Regions from separate parts of the Homo sapiens genome. Here region 1 is linked to region 2. A link is a contact called in ENCODE Hi-C data. All regions are on one chromosome and are shown on one strand. The core of a region is the stretch at or near the end of the contact, and the rest is flanking DNA. Distances in the headings are between cores, read along the strand shown.

Evidence for each region. A loop is a pair of places that touch in the nucleus more often than their neighbours do. Pooled maps may share reads with other maps.
Region 1: a loop to region 2 is called in a map of gastrocnemius medialis, with 2.8 times the contacts of the local background. The contact joins the enhancer-like site here to the promoter of CPMER in region 2. A Hi-C loop is called at or near these places in 2 of 168 maps with a recorded cell type or tissue (MCF 10A and gastrocnemius medialis) and 1 of 50 pooled maps.

The regions. Positions count from the first base shown.
Region 1 is chr22:27,864,907-27,867,606 of GRCh38, forward strand. All of the region lies in intron 8 of PITPNB (phosphatidylinositol transfer protein beta), which reads right to left. Among named protein-coding and RNA genes, the nearest start is that of PITPNB, 53 kb to the right of the region's middle. Within about 2 kb of position 1,310, at least 18 of the 41 ENCODE cell types and tissues checked have a DNase peak (open chromatin) inside an H3K27ac peak, as active enhancers do; they include gastrocnemius medialis, where a contact is called at or near this core.
Region 2 is chr22:27,713,630-27,716,329 of GRCh38, forward strand. It overlaps CPMER (cytoplasmic mesoderm regulator), which reads right to left and starts at 1,341. Exons shown (of 5, transcript NR_186699.1): 1 at 1,252-1,341.

The DNA.
Region 1 (2,700 bases), core at 60-2,559, 150 kb after region 2:
CAGCCTGGGCAACAACAGCAAAACTCAAAAAAAAACTCTCAAAAAAAAGAAAAAAAAAGAAAAAAATTCAAATAACAGTTAACAATGTGGGAGAAAAAAAGGAGAATTAATATAAATAGGTATCTATGTATGGTACAAACATTCCTAACAAAATAAACTACAGGAATCAGAAAATATACCAAATAATAGTAATTAAATGAGACTACAACTAATTTTTTTCTTTTGTGTACAATTATTTTCAAAGTTATCATTTAAAAATTTAAAAAAACCTAATACACTGAAAAACAAATTGACTCTAAAGAAGTTTTTTTGCCCTCAGCAGAGTATTTTCGGACAAAGACCAACTTTACCCTAAATTATCTGGGTACTATTTCAAGTCTTCATTCTTCTTTCACTATAAACAATCTGGCTTTTGGCTTCTTTTTTCTGATGTTTAATAAATTAAATCTAAACAAAGCTAAACAAAATCAAGTTAAAAGCTGAATTAAGATCTTTAATACGTAACTTTAGTCCATCCCATATTTAATTTTTCTTGAAAGCAATCACAAGGTATACATGCAAAATAAAATGATCAACTCTTCTAGGTTATCAGCAACATGCTAGTGAAGAAATGTGTAACCTTTAAAATGTGAAAAATCTCAATGGGGCAAATATTTGGGACCCCACTCTCAGAGCAATGTTCTAGAATCCACAGGACCCAAAGAAGTTCCAGCGTCTCTGCCTAGCTCTCAAGAGGTTCACAGCCTGTGGCAAGGCAAAGCTTCCTCTCTGGCTTTAAAAAAATACAAATGTTGCGCGGAGGGTGAAAGGAAGGAGAGGAACAAAAAAGATAACTATTGGGTATGGGCAGGGGAGGGGCGGGCGGTGAGAAATACTATGTACAACAAATCCCCGTGACATGTGTTTACCTACATAACAAACCTTCACATGTACCCCCAAACCTAAAATAAAAGTTTTAAAAAAATGTTTTCTGATTCTTTCTTCTTCATTGGCTAAAAAACAACCCCAAAGCAAATAAAACCAAAATCTGAATTAAGATCTTTGACACATAACTCCAATCCAGCCCAAACCTAACATTTTCCTCCTCTAAGGCAAAACAGTTAACTCTTTGCTAATCTGCGAGTAAATAAAATGATTTTGCTAATAAATTGAGTTTTACATAAAGCATGAAAATTTAAAAGGACAACTTAAAAAGGTAAAGAATGGTTGATTACAAAGAGAACAATCAAAAGTTCTACAAGATGAACGTCATGGGCTAACAAGAACCTCAAATTATGACTCATTGCTACGTAATTTAAATTTCATCTGTAATACAGTAAGCACTAGTTGTGAAATGTTTCCAAAATTGTATTTAAATAGTTTGTATATTCACTGAATTCCTTACATTTCATGTTTCTAACTGTAAATGAAACTCCCAAGCCTGAGTCATGTTTTTAATTTAACAACACATATTAGGTTACTCTAAGGTATGTGGATGAGGTCTTAGGGGGAGTAATGTATACTAGAGGCACACAATGTAACTAAACAAAACACAGTGTGTTTAACTGGAGGAGTGAGCAATCAGTACATGTTATCCACAAGAACTAGTTTCTCGAATCTGTGACAAACAAATATAAACAAACGTAAAAGAGATTTAACATTTTTTAAAAAGAATCCAAAGGCATTCTGGAAATGTATTTTCTAAAAATACAGTCCCTTCAGTTTCATGAGACTTGTCAAGTTTACACATACTTTTTCCTATTTAAAACTGTGTTGGGATGAAGATGGAATAGGTATGTGCTACACTGAACCAGAGTTAACGCTTTGCAAAGACACAGCAGTTTCTGTAAGGCTCATAACTGTCTTCATATTTTCATTTTTCAATTTTAGGCAATGTGAATGCTTAATTTCAGCTGCTGATTCTGTGATGTTAAGTTTCCAACCCAGATTTCACCAAGAAAGTTAAAAATAAATGCACTGCTGGGAGTGCTGCCAGTGTGTGTGCATCAGTAAATATCAACACAAGATTACGAAATATATGTGACGTCTATGTACTGAAATTTCAAGCAGAACCCCATTCCCCAACTCAGCTATTCTCTCTATTTAGGTAACCTAAACTTTATTTAGGTAACCATTTATTTTAGTAGCCATTTGGACAGACCTAAATTGGACATTATATTTCTGTAAATACATGGGAAGTCCAATATTTGATTTTTATTTGGTTTAAGGTAGTTAACTTGAATCTAGCAAATACTTACAAGCCCCTACTATGAGCAAACCTCCCTGCTTGGCACTGACCCATATCAAGGTAAGTCAGACACAAAGCCTACCGTTTAAAATTCAGTGTGAACAACAGGAGATGGAGGAGGTGGGGGGAAGGAAGACAGGGGGAATACATAAACCACCACCCTGACCCAAGACACACTGGGAGCCATGAGAAGGTCATCGGCAAGACTCTAGTGGCATTCAAAGGTGGGGAAGTCCCATCTGGTGGGGTAAATGGAAAATATTAAATGGAAGAAGTAAACATGAGATTAAATGTGAGTTTAAAAAGACTGAACTAATTGTAGGTTAATCTAATTTCACAAAAAGGCGAAATAAGATCCAGACAGGAAAGCTTACTGCCTGTGAGAGGATAATCAGTCACATTTTCCATGTTCCTCCAAACTTAATTTTTTGTATGGCTCACACCCATTTTACTAAAGAGGACTATGTTAAATG
Region 2 (2,700 bases), core at 91-2,590:
AGCAACATGCCTCCAGAATACACAGGGAAGAGGGGAGGCTCCAAGCGCAGCAGGGACCTTACAGATCATGCTAAAGAGCTCAGGCTTTGGAGTGGAGCATGGGGGAGCTATGGGAGGGCTTTGAGCAAGGGAGTGGCCTGATTTAGATTTGGGCTTAAGAAAAACCTCTCTAGCCACTATCAGATAGCTTAGAAGGAGAAATCCCGGAGGATGTTAGCATCAATCAGGTGAGTGATACTGGGGGCTGAGACTGATGCCAGAGATTTCAGAAGCAAAATCAAAAAGCTTGGCAGCTTTTGGAGTCAGATGGAAGGCAGCGTGGAGAAGGGGGCCCAGGGAAAGAAATAGGAAGCTCAAGTTCAAGGCCTGGCCTTCTGGGGCTGGGGTGCAGTTTCCTCTTCGGAAAATGGGACTTCATAATGTCTGCCCTGCTAAACTCAGAGAGTTGGCATGAAAAGCAAGTGATAGGATGACTGGGAAAATGCCTTGAATTGTATACAGCAGGGTCGGCAAAGGTTCCCTGTAAAGAGCCAGACAGTAACTACTTTAGGCTTTGTGAGCCATAAGTTCTCTGTCCCTCCTACCACTCAACTCTGCACCACAGACCATACATAAACACGTGGGTGTGGCCGTATTCCAATCAAACTTTATTAGCCCGGGGGTTGTGGTTTGCCAACCCGATTTAAGGCGATATGCAAATACCACCACTTTCTTCTGAGCACTCCTGATATCTCTTCTCTCTTGGCCCTGATTTCTTCCTATTTGTTCTGTCTCCAAAGATCACAGCCCAGAGAAAAAGAAAGTACACTTGGCCCTCCATATATGTGGGTTCCACATCCATGGACTCAACAAACCAGAGTGAAAATATTTGGAAAAAATAAAATGGATGGTTGTGCCTGTACTGAACATGACTTTTTTCCTTGTCATTATTCCCTAAACAATACAGTATAACAACTCTTCACATAGCATTTACATTGTATTGGTATTATAACTAGTTTAGAAATGATTTAAAGTATGTGGGAGGATATGCGTAGGTTATATGCAGATAATACTCCCTTTGTATATAAAGGACTTGAGCATCTGTGGATTTTCATACCCATGTGGTATCCTGGCACAAATTCCCCCTGGATGCTGAGGGATGACTCTACTTCTCCCTAGGTACTCATTGTATAAATGAGGAAACTAGATGAGAGTGAGAAGACCTACACTTAGTAGGTGGTTTTTAACTACTTATTGGTTGAATGAATGTACCTTAGGAGATCCAATCCATGAATAGCATTCATGCCCCAAATGGCCAATCTTATATTCGTGGCAGACATCACAAATCAATCCCAGCATGCTTCTCCGTGGAGCATTGATTCGGCTTCTAAATTCTCAAGTCAACGTTCCAAGTAGTCACCTTCTATTGAGATCAGCACATAAGAAGAAATGCAAACTAGTTCAACCCTTCTATTTTGTAGATGAGGAAATGGAGGCAAAATAAGGTGTCATGGGGGGTCTGGGTGGACCAGCTGGTGCCCTCTGGCTGCCTGTTTCATCCAGCCTGTCCAGAAGCTCCAGAGAAGCCCTCGTCCAGCTGGGAAGGCAGGGGGTGCCAGAGAGAAGCACAGCTGGACAGCTGGCATGGGCTCATCCCAGCGCCTCCCTGCCCAGCCACACTGCGATCGGCTCTGGCGGTGTCCCTTCTGTCCCCCACCCGCCTGCTCCCCACAGCTGCTCTTTTGAAAGCCCTGCATGGGAAGCTGTTGATGCGTCTCTCTGTTCCCTTTTCAGACCATTGTCCCCTCGCTGGCGCCAGCCGTGTTCTTCTCTTGGCTGCTTAATTAACAGTATTATTAAAGCCTAGAGGAAAGAGTCACCCAGATCCTCCCTCAAAGCCACTCATGCTTGGGAAGAGGAGCTGCAGGCAGACAGGAAGCAGGGGCTGGTGCCAGGAGATGCCCCCTCCCCGCCTCCAGGGCCCTTCACTTGCCAATGCCCAGTCGAACCACTTTTCCCCACCTTCCTGGGGCAGCCATTGAGGGCCTGGGAGGGAAGAGGCAGGGAGGAGGTGACTTGCAGCAAGCTTGTCTGGAAATACCCAGATCTGGTTGATAAACCCTGCTCTCAGCAATGGGTGCCAGTCTTCGGGGAGAGGAGCTAGTCCCCCAGCCCTGGGATCAGCTCAGAACTCAACAGTCACATCCTCACTACCTCCATGCAGAGAAGAAGCAGAAGCAGTAGCGGGAAAACATGTCCAGTAGCTGTGTGACCTTGGGCCAAACCATCGCTGTCTCTGTGCTCAATTTCTCCTGTGTAAAAAGTGCTTCTAATGCACCTAGTCCGGTGCTAAGCACTTCATGTGCATTATCTTACCTATTCCTTGTTCCAGTAATCTACTGCTGTATTACAGATTACCCCAAAACATGGTGCCTTAAAGCAACAACAATCATAATCTGTAATTTATGCAGGGTGCAGCGGGATAGCTCATCTCAGCTCCACATGGCATCAGCTGAGACAACTTAACTGTGGGGCAGAGAACCCACCTCCAAAATAGCTCACTCACATGATTGGCAAATTGGTTTTAGCTGTTAGCTGGGAGCTCAGCAGGAGCTATCCACTGGGGGCATGGGGGTGGGTCTCCATTCCTCTCCATGGGCTTCTTGGGCTTCCTCACAACATGGCAGCCAGGTTCTGGGAAGGAGTAACTTAGGAGAACCA